Linked DNA regions of Homo sapiens: region 1 is linked to region 2. A link is an interaction called in ENCODE POLR2A ChIA-PET data of the cell type or tissue named here. Cell type or tissue: GM12878. All regions are shown on one strand. Each heading gives the region's core, and the rest is flanking DNA. Links, peaks and the distances in the headings are about the cores only.

Region 1 (5,297 bases), core at 298-5,297, 64 kb before region 2:
CCAAGCAAGGCTTTATGGGTGGCTGAAAGAAACAGGTTTATCTATCTAGACATCTTTCTTCAAACTGTCAGAAGACTGAATAGAGAAACAGGAACTGGCTGTTCTCCTGGTAGGAGAGGTGGGAAGGGTTTGTGCAGAACAGCAGATGGGTTACCTGACTTCCCATTCCTTACCCTCTTCCTATCAGTTGACCCTGAGCAACCAGATTCTGTTTCTGGTGATGCTGGTAATAAGGAAATTCCCTTGATTTCCCTGCCCATGTGTCTCCCTGGACAACCCCATTCTCCCCCTGCCTCACCATTCGCTCCTGCAGCTGGGGATGTAGGTCAGTAAGAGTGGGTGGGTGAGAAAGAACAGAGAAGAGACTCATCCAGACATGACACCCTGTAGGGCAGCAGTGACAACACTTTAACCTGAAAACTGCCTGAAAATAGACTGTGTGTCTATGACATTATGCAAATCATATGCAAAGTCAAGAAGCCCTCTGTCTCTATTTCGAGCAAACTGAATGTGGCCCTGGTGGAAGCAGCTCATTCCAAGAGTCGCCCACCCAGAGTGATGATTACACAGCTAGCATCAGTCCCAGCCCTGGGAGACTGGACGCAGGACATGCACCCCCCACTCCTCCCCCAGGACAGGGACTTCTAGGCGTGAGGACTTTGCCATCTCTTGGGCTGTTGATCTTAATGTTGGTGAGGATATGGAGGAAACAGCACCTTCCTTGGAGGCTGGTGCAAGGCAGGACTGAGGGAGGATGGTGCCTTGGAGGGTGGAGAGAAAAACTGTTGGTGAGGCCTTGGCAGGGGAAGGGGTGGCCCTCCACATCAAGGCTCATATTCCAGGAGCTACCCTCAGCCCCACTGTGGCATGCTATAGCACCTATCACCCCTCAGGGAGGGCCTTTACCACACAGATGGTCCTCTCCCTCTTTGTCTAGATAGGGAAATTGGGGCCTGGGGTCCCTGAGGAAGTCAGGGCAAAGCTGCAGAGAAGTAAAGTGAGCAGTAGGTTTTTTTCCTCCAAAGGCAGGCAGGTTCCCTGAGGTCTACTTGTAGGCAGGGGCTCGGACGGGGTGACTTCCCAAGGGCTCTTCGCAAGAACTGGAGAGCAGTGAGCCAATCTTGCCGCAGATCCTGCTCAGCGTTCACGTACCCCTTTCTCTGCAATTTCCCCACTGCCCTTCTCCCCACTCTCCCACCATAGCCTGGACATCATGGGGAGGACGTAAGGACAGAGTCTGGCAGGCACAGGGGAAGGGGAAAGGCTGCCTTTGCTGGATGCTAGCAACGCTCCTATTTCGTCAAAGCTGGTCTGAGGCCGGGTGCCCGAATCCTCTGGGAAGGCGCTGTGTTGTTGGGGGATCCATGAACCCAGGGTAGGAGGTTCCAGGCATGAGGCCGCCTTGGGGGTGCAAGGGACCACAAGGTCATCTGTGGTGTAAGGTGTACCCTTCCTATGTTTCCCTAAGAGGGCGTCTAACACGAAGGCACAGATTTTCTAGGCTGGGCAGTCCCATGGGCCAGGACCCTCTCAGCTTCTTTTAGTATCTGCCTCCCCCACAGCATGTCCCCGCCCCGAATTTCCGGGTGTGAGAATGGGATGTGTGTGTGAAGTGCCTTCTGATCCCAGGACAAGGTAGGTCCCCAGGGAAGGGGATCTTCCCATGCTGGGAATGGGGACTGACTCCTGGCAAGATGGGGACCCCATTTGAGAAGGGAAGTGAGAACAAGGAATTGAGGAGGGAGGGTCCAAGCTGCCGGTTCGGAAGCAGAACGCTCTTCGCTAGGTGTGGTATTAGGGGGACAGTCCCTGCAGAACAGCAAGTCAGTGAGCACACAGACGTTGGCCCCCGGGTGCGGGGAAGGCTGCCCCACCCTGCCGGGAAAGGCCCCGCGGTCCCTGTGTGGGGATGGGAGGCGGCCGCTGGGCAGCCCTCGGCCAGCAGAGGGCGACGTGGCAGGTGCGGCGACTAGGCTGCTCCCAATCTGGGGTAGGAACTGAGATTTGGGCCCCCGCGGGGGTCTGAGCAGGGGCGTGAGGAAACTGTGACCTGTCTAAGGGCAAAGCTGGGCGTGTATCCTGGGACCCTCTTCTCCCCGGATCCCTCTGGTTTTATCTGGACCTCTGCGACGGGCCACTGCAGAGGCATCGGCCTGGGAAGACTCCGGAGCTCAGGATTTAACCATGGTTTATTGCAGACCTATTGTGTGCCAGGCATGAGCCCAGTGCTCCCACAAACAGCGTCTCCAGGTACGAGAAGTGTAATTTCGACCCTGGAACACCTTCCTGCACTCAGACAGAAGCATGTGCAGACTGCTCTCAGCAACGCCACCTCCTTCACTCCCTGGCCATTGGGCCCCCTTCTCTCTACCTGTCCCCTGTCACTCCACTTCCTGCCCCAGGCCTTCTCTTAGGGATTTTCCAGGCTTTGGGGAGCTGCTGCTTTCAGTTTCTGGCTGTGGGGTCTCAGCAGGAGTTTGTTCCAAAACCCAGTAGAAATAAAATCCTTCAAGAGGGAGATGATTCGTGGGCTGGGTGGATTCCAGTGACCAGAGGACGTGCAAACTCTGCCCTAATGATCTGGGAACCTAGCCCATCCATTGAGCTTTCTGTTTTCACCCAGTTTCACTTCCTGGTTCTCTTCCGAGCCTTGCACAATGCTGGGAGACAGGCCTAGAAAAGTGCCACCATGAGGATGGTGGAAGACACACATAAGATGCCGGCCTGGGGAGGCTACTCTGGGTCATTACAGCAGGAGCGGGGAGAGCTTTCTTCACTGCCCTGCCCCTAGGCTGAGGACGACTAAGGCCAGGTCTTCCCAACCTTGGGGCTGTCCTTGTCCATAGCCTGAGTCTCCACCCCCGCTCCTTATATTCCTCAAGCTCCCCTCCAATCCACTTCCCTGCAGCCCACTTCCCTGCACCCAGGGACCAGGACAACCTGCTCCATACGTGAGCATACATACATCCTTGAAATTTCCAAATGCCAAACTTTCTGTGTGTCTCTCTAGAGCCATTGAATTCTCCTGAGACACACTCTCTGGGCCTGGCCAGGGGTGTGGGCCTGAGCCAGGGGCCAGTAGGGGAGCTGGAGCCTTCTTGGATGGAGCCAAATTTCTTTTGAGCCTTGGAAGCCTTGGAGGAAGCCGCCCTGCAGTCCTGGGGCAGAGAAGACTATGCCACAGAGAGGGCGAGGGGCTGGCTTGTGGTCAAAAGGCCCAGAGCTGTCTGAGCCCAAGGGTGGCCACTGGCATGGTTTTAGGCAAGAACTGGAGCTTGCAGACTTAGACTAGGAGGTGCTCCAGACACTCCTTGAGTCAGGTAAAGTTATTTTCAAACCCCCATCTTGAGGCAAATTGCCAGGGGCTGGAGCATAAGGAATAGATGAGACTGAAGAAGTTAGCTGTGATATAGGCTGAAGTGTCAGAGAACTAGAGCTAAAGAAGCCTCAAAGGACATCAGGACCAAATCTTCCAATATGTAGATAAGAAACAAAGGTCCTGGCCAGGCGCGATGGCTCACACCTGTAACCCCAGCACTTTGGGAGGCTGAGGTAGGTGGAACACCTGAGGTCAGGAGTTCGAGACCAGCATGGCCAGCATGGTGAAACCCTGTTTCTACTAAATATACAAAATTAGCCAGGCATGGTGGCATGTGCCTGTAATCCCAGCTACTCGGGAGTCTGAGGCAAGAGAATGATTTGAACCTGGGAGGTAGACGTTGCGGTGAGCTGGGATCATGCCATTGCACTCTAGCCTGGACAACAAGAGCGAAACTCCGTGTCAAAAAAAAAAAGAAGGAAAAAAGAAAAGAAAAGGTCCTGAGACAGGCCTGCTTTTGTCACATGGAGCAAACATCCGGGGTCAGACCTGGGTCTCTTGACACCCACTGACCTTCCCCCTGCCATGCTTGGCCTCGATATCCTCTCAGTTAATCTGAAAGTCCTGGGCCTTGCCCATCTGACCTGCCCTTTTTCCACTGGCCTGTGATCCTGCCACACCTCAGTAGGACCTCTTAGGATTTAATGCCCTAGTAAGTCAGGCCCCAGCTCTCTCAGGCAGCTGACATTCAGCAAGCTGCACTCTTGTTGAGGAGACAGAAAGCCCAAGGCATCATGGAGCTGAGATACAAATCCACAGAGAGAAACTGATGGGCCCTGGCTCTCTGGAGCTTATGCTAGAGGCTGAGGCCTGGCAGGGAAGTGTGTGCCAGGGGCTGGACAGGGCCCTGTGCCACCCTGGCAGCTCTGGTGGGGCAGTGGGGTTGATCAAGGGCAGGGGGCAAAGTGCAGGCCCGGGCTCTGAGTCTGGGACTGGGATTCCCTGGCTTGGCACTCTGACTCTGGAGCCTCTTTTGCATCCTGTCCCGGGAGTGGTAGGGGGTGCACCATGCTGGCCATAGGGGTGGGGAGAGAGCCAGGCGTCAGGGAGCCTGCCGCTTTGAGCAGGCCAGACAGCAGGGGATCAGGTTTCAGCCCAGCTGTATTTTTGGCTGGGTGGGCTGGGGGCCGAGCAGGCAGGCGCAGCTGCCCATCCCCAGCACACACCACACTCACACTACCTCTACCCAGATAGGGCACCATCCACTGCCCCCCACCCCCCCAGCCCCCTGCAGGCAGAAAGGAATCAGGTGCTCCTGGGCTATTGAATCACTTTAGGCTTCTCTGGACTGTTGCTAATTTTTTGTAGTGTCTTCTTGATCCGCAGCGCGGTGAGTCGGGCAGAGGGGTTTGGGTACCAGCACTCCCGCATCATCTGAGCTAGGCCTGAGAGGACCTGGGGGTTGGGAGAGAGGTGCAGAGGAGAGGAGGCAGAGAGAGAGATGCAGAGAAGAGGAGGGGGTCGGGAGAGAGATGCAGAGGGAGGTGGGTCAGAGAAGATGGGAAGAAGATGAGGAGGATGGCCGGTAATGGGGAGACATAAGCAGGAGAGAAAGGATGAGAGGAGGGAGATGAGAGCATTGGAAAGGAGAGCGAGAGGAAAGACAAGTGGTGAGAGAGAGAACAGAGGATGACAAAAAAATAAAAAATGGAAGAGGAAGAGAGTAGAGTGAGAAAGGGATGGAGAAAGACAGGGCGGACAGAAAGAGAGAACTCAGATCTTCAGGAGCACTCAAGCCCCCTTGGGCAAGCAGTGTCTGTGAAACACCTTACCCCCATCCCCACCTTTGCCAAGATCCATAGGAAGGGGCCGATTCTTCAAGCCTGGGGGCTCCCACATCCCCATCCACAGCCTAAGACCCCAGTGCAGAGGGCAGTGTCTTCCAGCCCCTCCATCAGCCATGGCTGGGCCCAGGGGA
Region 2 (5,368 bases), core at 185-5,184:
GGGGTGTCACCATGTTGTCCAGGTTGGTCTCGAACTCCTGGACTCAAGAGATCTGCCTGCCTCGGCATCCCAAAGTGCTGGGATTATGGGGCATGAGCCACTGTACCTGGCCAGGATGCACAGATTTTAAAACTACAGTTTGATGAATTTTGACAAGTGTTTACCTGGTCACCACCATTCCAATCAAGATGTGGAATATTGACATCATGCAGCAAGTCCCCTCCTGTCCATAGGCAGTCAGTCCCCCCATCCCCGGCCACCTCCTGCTACAGGTAATCTGATGTTTACCTCTAGATCAGTTTTGCATATTCCAGGTCTTCCTATGAATGGAATTATATTGTATGTACTCTTCTGTGTCTGGCCCTTTGGCTTCAGACAATGGTATTGAGATTCACGCATTTTATTGTATCAGTAGTTTTTTGTTTTTTTTTTTTGAGATGGAGTCTCGCTCTGTCACCCAGTCTGGAGTGCAGTGGAGCGATCTCGGCTCACTGCAAGCTCCGCCTCCTGGGTTCACGCCATTCTCCTGCCTCAGCCTCTCGAGTAGCTGGGACTACAGGCGCCTGCCACCAAGCCCGGCTAATTTTTTTGTATTTTTGGTAGAGATGGTGTTTCACCATGTTAGCCAGGATGGTCTCGATCTCCTGACCTTGTGATCTGCCTGCCTCGGCTTCCCAAAGCGCTGGGATTACAGGCGTGAGCCACCGCACCCGGCCCTGGTTTTTTTTTTTTTTTTTTTTTTTTAGATACAGGGTCTCGCTATGTTGCCCAGGCTAGTCTCAAACTCTTAGGCTCAAGCAATCCACCTGCCTCAGCCTCTCAAAGCATTAGATTACAGGCACGAGCTCATGCCTGGCTCATTGTTATTGCTGAATAGGTTTCCACTCAAAATATTCCACCACATTTCTTTCTCTTTTTTCTGCCATCCTTATCCTCTGGATTTTTGTCCTTGTATCCTGACTTCCCTCAAAGTCACAAGGTAGATGCTGCAGTTTCAGACACCACAGGCAGACAATGACATTCAGAGGCCAAGAAAAACTGTTTCTCTTTCAGCCTCTGTGAAATCTTTTTAGAAGCTTCCCACAAAACATCCCCTTATGTCTCATAGGCCAAATCATGCCATGTGTCCATTCTTAAATGGAATTTGAGACCAGCCTGGGCAACATAGGGAGACCTCGTCTCTACAGAAAACTAAAAAAATTAGCCAGGCATGGTGGCACACACCTGTAGTCCCAGCTACTCAGGAAGCTGAGGAAGGAGAATCACAGAGCCCAGGAGGTCGAGCCTGCAGTAAGCCGAGATTGTGCCACTGCACTTCAGCCTGGGCAACAGAGTAAGACCCTGTCTGAAAAAAATAATTAAATAAATTCTGTGATGTCGCTTCTGCTATTAGGTTATAAAAAGACTATGGCTGCCGGGCACGGTGGCTCACACCTGTAATCTCAGCACTTTGGGAGGCTGAGGCGAGTGGATCACCTGAGGTCAGGAATTCAAGACCAGCCCAGCCAACGTGATGAAACCCCATCTCTACTAAAAATACAAAATTAGTCAGGCATGGTGGGGCATGCCTGTAATCCCAGCACTTTGGGAGGCTGAGGCAGGCAGATCACCTGAGGTCAGGAGTTCAAGACCAGCCTGGCCAACAGGGTGAAACCCCATCTCTCCAAAAATACAAAATTTAGATGGATTAGACGGGCATGATGGCGGGTGCCTGTAATCCCAGCTACTCGGTTGGCTGAGGTGGGAGAATCGCTTGAACCTGGGAGGCGGAGGTTGCAGTGAGCTGAGATTGAGCTATTGTACTCTAGGTTGGGCGACAGAGCAAGACTCCATCTCAAAAACAAAAACAAAAACAAAAAAACTGTCTCTTCTGTCTTGAATGCTTACTTGTGCTTTCTCTTGGATCATTTGCTGTGGGGGTGGGAAGCCAGGGCCATGTCATAAAGACAGTTAGGAGGCCTATAGGGAGGCCCATGTGTTGAGGCCCTGAGGTGGTCTCTAGCCAGTAGCCAGCTAGGAACCAAGGTCTGTGCACAGCCATGTGAGTGAACTTGAAAGTGGGCTCTCCAGTCCCACATGCCTGCAGCCCCCAGAGGACAGCTTGAGTGCAGCCTCATAAGAGACCAGGAGCCAGAACCACCCAGTTAAGCCATACCCAGAGTCCTGACCCACAGAAAGTATAATATAAAATGTTGATTGCTTAAAGCTGCTAAGATTTGGGGTAATCTGGAGTGAAATGGCGTGATCTCGGCTCACCGCAAACTCCGCCTCCTGGGTTCAAGCAATTCTCCTGCCTCAGCCTCCTGAGCAGCTGGGATAACAGGCATGTGCCACCACACCCGGCTAATTTTGTATTTTTAGTAGAGACGGGGTTTCTCCATGTTGGTCAGGGTGGTCTCGAACTCCCAACCTCAGGTGATCTGCCCGCCTTGGCCTCCCAAAGTGCTGGGATTACAGGCATGAGCCACCATGCCCAGCCGATTTGGGGTAATCTTTTATGCAGCAATAGATAATTTGGTAGAGCACTTTTTTTGGTGGGGGGGGACAGTCTCGCTCTGTCGCCCAGGCTACAGTGCAGCGGCACGATCTCGGCTCGCTAGAATCTCTACCTCCTGGGTTCCAGGGATTCTCCTGCCTCAGCCTCCTGAGTAGCTGGGACTACAGGCGCCCACCACCACGCCTGGCTAATTTTTGTACTTTTAGTAGAGACGGGGTTTCACCATGTTGGCCAGGCTGGTCTCGAACTCCTGACCTCAGATGATCTGCCCACCTCGGCATCCCAAAGTGCTGGGATTATAGGCTTGAGCCACTGCGCCCGGCCCACTTTTTTTTTTTTTTTTTGAGACGGGGTCTCACTCTGTCACTCAGGCTGGAGTGCAGTGGTGCAATCTCAGCTCACTGCAACCTCCGCTTCCTGGGTTCAAGCAACTCTTGTGCCTCAGCCTCCCAAGTAACTGGGATTACAGGTGTGTGCCACCATGCCAGGCTAATTTTTTTGTATTTTTAATAGAGACGGGGTTTCACCATGTTGGCCAGGTTGGTCTTGAACTCCTGACCTCAAGTAATCTGCCCACCTTGGCCTCCCAAAGTGCTGGGATTACAGGTGTGAGCCACCACGCCCAGCCTGGTAGAGCACTTTTAAGAAATGTTCTGTATCACCAGTACTTGTAAGATGGCCCAGATGCTGATTCTGTGTGGAAAAACAGATATTGACAGCTGGGAATTGAAAAGTGATCCAAGAATCAGACTCTGAATGGGGTGAAGTTTTAGGAAAACCTTAACCAGTTTATTTCACCCATGTTTTCCTTGTTACGTAAGTACAAAGGTAGTAAGTCTAAGAGAACCTTTTCAGTAAGTGTAAAATAAAAATTCTAAGTGATAAGAAGTCATCATCACTTTAATCCGCAGTTTTAGTGTTTTTTCTTTCTTTCTTTTTTTTTTTTTTTTTTTTTTTCAGATGGAGTCTTGCTCTGTTACCCAGGCTGGAGTGCAGTGGCAGGATCTCGGCTCACTGCAACCTCTGCCTCCCGGCTTCAAGCAATTCTCCTGCCTCAGCCTCCTGAATAGCTGGGATTACAGGCACCTGCCACCACGCCCAGCTAATTGTTGTATTTTTAGTAGACACAGGGTTTCACCATGTTGGCCAGTCTGGTCTTGAACTCCTGATCTTGTGATCCACCCGCCTCAGCCTCCCAAAGTGCTGGGATTACAGGCGTGAGCCACCGCGCCCGGCCAGTGTTTTTTCTTTCTAAAGTACATGAAGTATGGTGGTTCATGCCTGTAATCCCAGCACTTTGGGAGGCCGAGGTGGAAGGATGGCTTCAGCCCAGGAGTTCAAGACCAGCCTGAGCAACACAGCAAGACCCTGTCTCTGAAAAATCAATCAATCAATCAATCAATCAATCAATCAATCAAGTACATGAAGCAGCAGTGCTTCTTAACATCATTGGTGTCTAAATTGGATGAAATACGATCATGTATTTTCCTTATAGTAGAAGCCATTATGAGGGGAGTTTTCTGGCACTTGCAGCAGAGGATCTGAATTCAGGGGAGCATAGGAATAGGGCTGAGGAGGAGGTGAGTAAGGGGAAGCAGGGAACAAGTCTATGAGGGAGAGTGGGCAGGGATTTGTGGCAAAAAGCTCAGGAATATTTCCAGAGGTAACTTTGTGAATGGGTCCCTGTTGAAGTGTGTTTGTTCTAACCCTCCAATAGGTTAATAAGAGCCTGGGGTGTATACCACCCATGATGCCTAGCAATTGCTGGTGGCATTGGAAATGCCTGCATTTCCCAAACAAAAATAAGGACATATGACCTAACATAAGAGTTTTCTGGCTGGTGCAGTGGTTCATGCCCATCATCCCAGCACTTTGGGAGGCCAAGGCGGGCAGATCACTTGAGGTCAGCAGTTCGAGAGCAGCCTGGCCAATGTGGCGAAAATTCATCTCTACTCAAACGAACAAACAAACAAAACCTACAAAAATTAGTTGAGCGTGGTGGCGCATGCCTGTAATCCCAGCTACTCAGGAGGCTGAGGCAGGAGAATCACTTGAACCCGGGAGGTGGAGGTTGTAGAGAGCCAAGATCACACCACTGCACTCCAGCCTGGGCGACAGGGTGAGACTCTGTCTCTAAATAAATAAATAAATAAGAGTTTTCCTATATTTAAAATTTTTGTGTGCCCCAGTAAGCCTTTACCATTTACAGCTTTACGGCCTTATGACTGATGCAAGGGAAGATGGAAACATGCTGGGGAAGGATGCTTCGTCAGGGATATCAGGTGCCCGTCGCAGCTCCCAGAAGTGTGGCCAGTTGTTGGGCAAATGTCCAGGGGCCAAAATCCGCACAGGGTATGAGGGGGCCTGGGGTTGGAGATCTGGTTAGTGTTTTGAGCAGAGTTACACATGGATCGGGATTTATAGACTTTGAGGAGTTTGCCTTCCCATCGGGAGGGAGTGGAGCTGTATCAACAAACACACTTTGCGAGAGGGAAGCCGGCAACCCAGGGGCTTAAGTTCCCAGGGTAAAGGGCAGCCCAGGATTTGAACTCGGGCAACCTGGCTCCAAAGCCTGTGCATGCCTTAGTCACTACATTTCGGCCTTTGAGATCTGTGGGGAGTTTTGCAACCACTGAATCCAAGCTCCTGATTTTACAGTTGAAGGAGCAGGACTCGCCCAAGGTCCATGGGGATGGGGTGGCTGAGCAGGACTCGGCTGCGGGGCGTTGTGGATTAGTGTTGGTAAAAGGAGGGGCGGGGGCTGTAGGCATGGAGGCTAGCTGGCCTCCCCACCCTGCCGCAATGCAAAGTGCCCCTGCTTTCCATCTGGGGAAAGGGCGCAACTTGATGGGGGTGGAGGGCGCAGGTTCG

What was found. Peaks named below come from ENCODE experiments on the same cell type or tissue, not always from the same donor. Only the 100,000 strongest peaks of a DNase experiment are listed, where the experiment ranks them.
Region 1: POLR2A ChIA-PET joins it to region 2 with 5 read pairs; 6 of 35 experiments call an interaction of 5 or more read pairs at or near these places.

The regions. Positions count from the first base shown.
Region 1 is chr12:51,920,236-51,925,532 of GRCh38, reverse strand. ACVRL1 (activin A receptor like type 1) reads right to left here. Exons shown (of 10, transcript NM_000020.3): 10 at 2,172-4,774. The coding sequence ends at 4,640. Among named protein-coding and RNA genes, the nearest start is that of ACVRL1, 15 kb to the right of the region's middle. RefSeq lists enhancers at 851-1,682, 2,468-2,517. In GM12878, for the core only: a CTCF peak has its summit at 1,946 (motif pointing right); DNase peaks (open chromatin) are centred at 411 and 2,588.
Region 2 is chr12:51,856,095-51,861,462 of GRCh38, reverse strand. No RefSeq gene overlaps it. Among named protein-coding and RNA genes, the nearest start is that of FIGNL2, 10 kb to the right of the region's middle. In GM12878, for the core only: no CTCF peak of the experiment used is centred there; no DNase peak of the experiment used is centred there.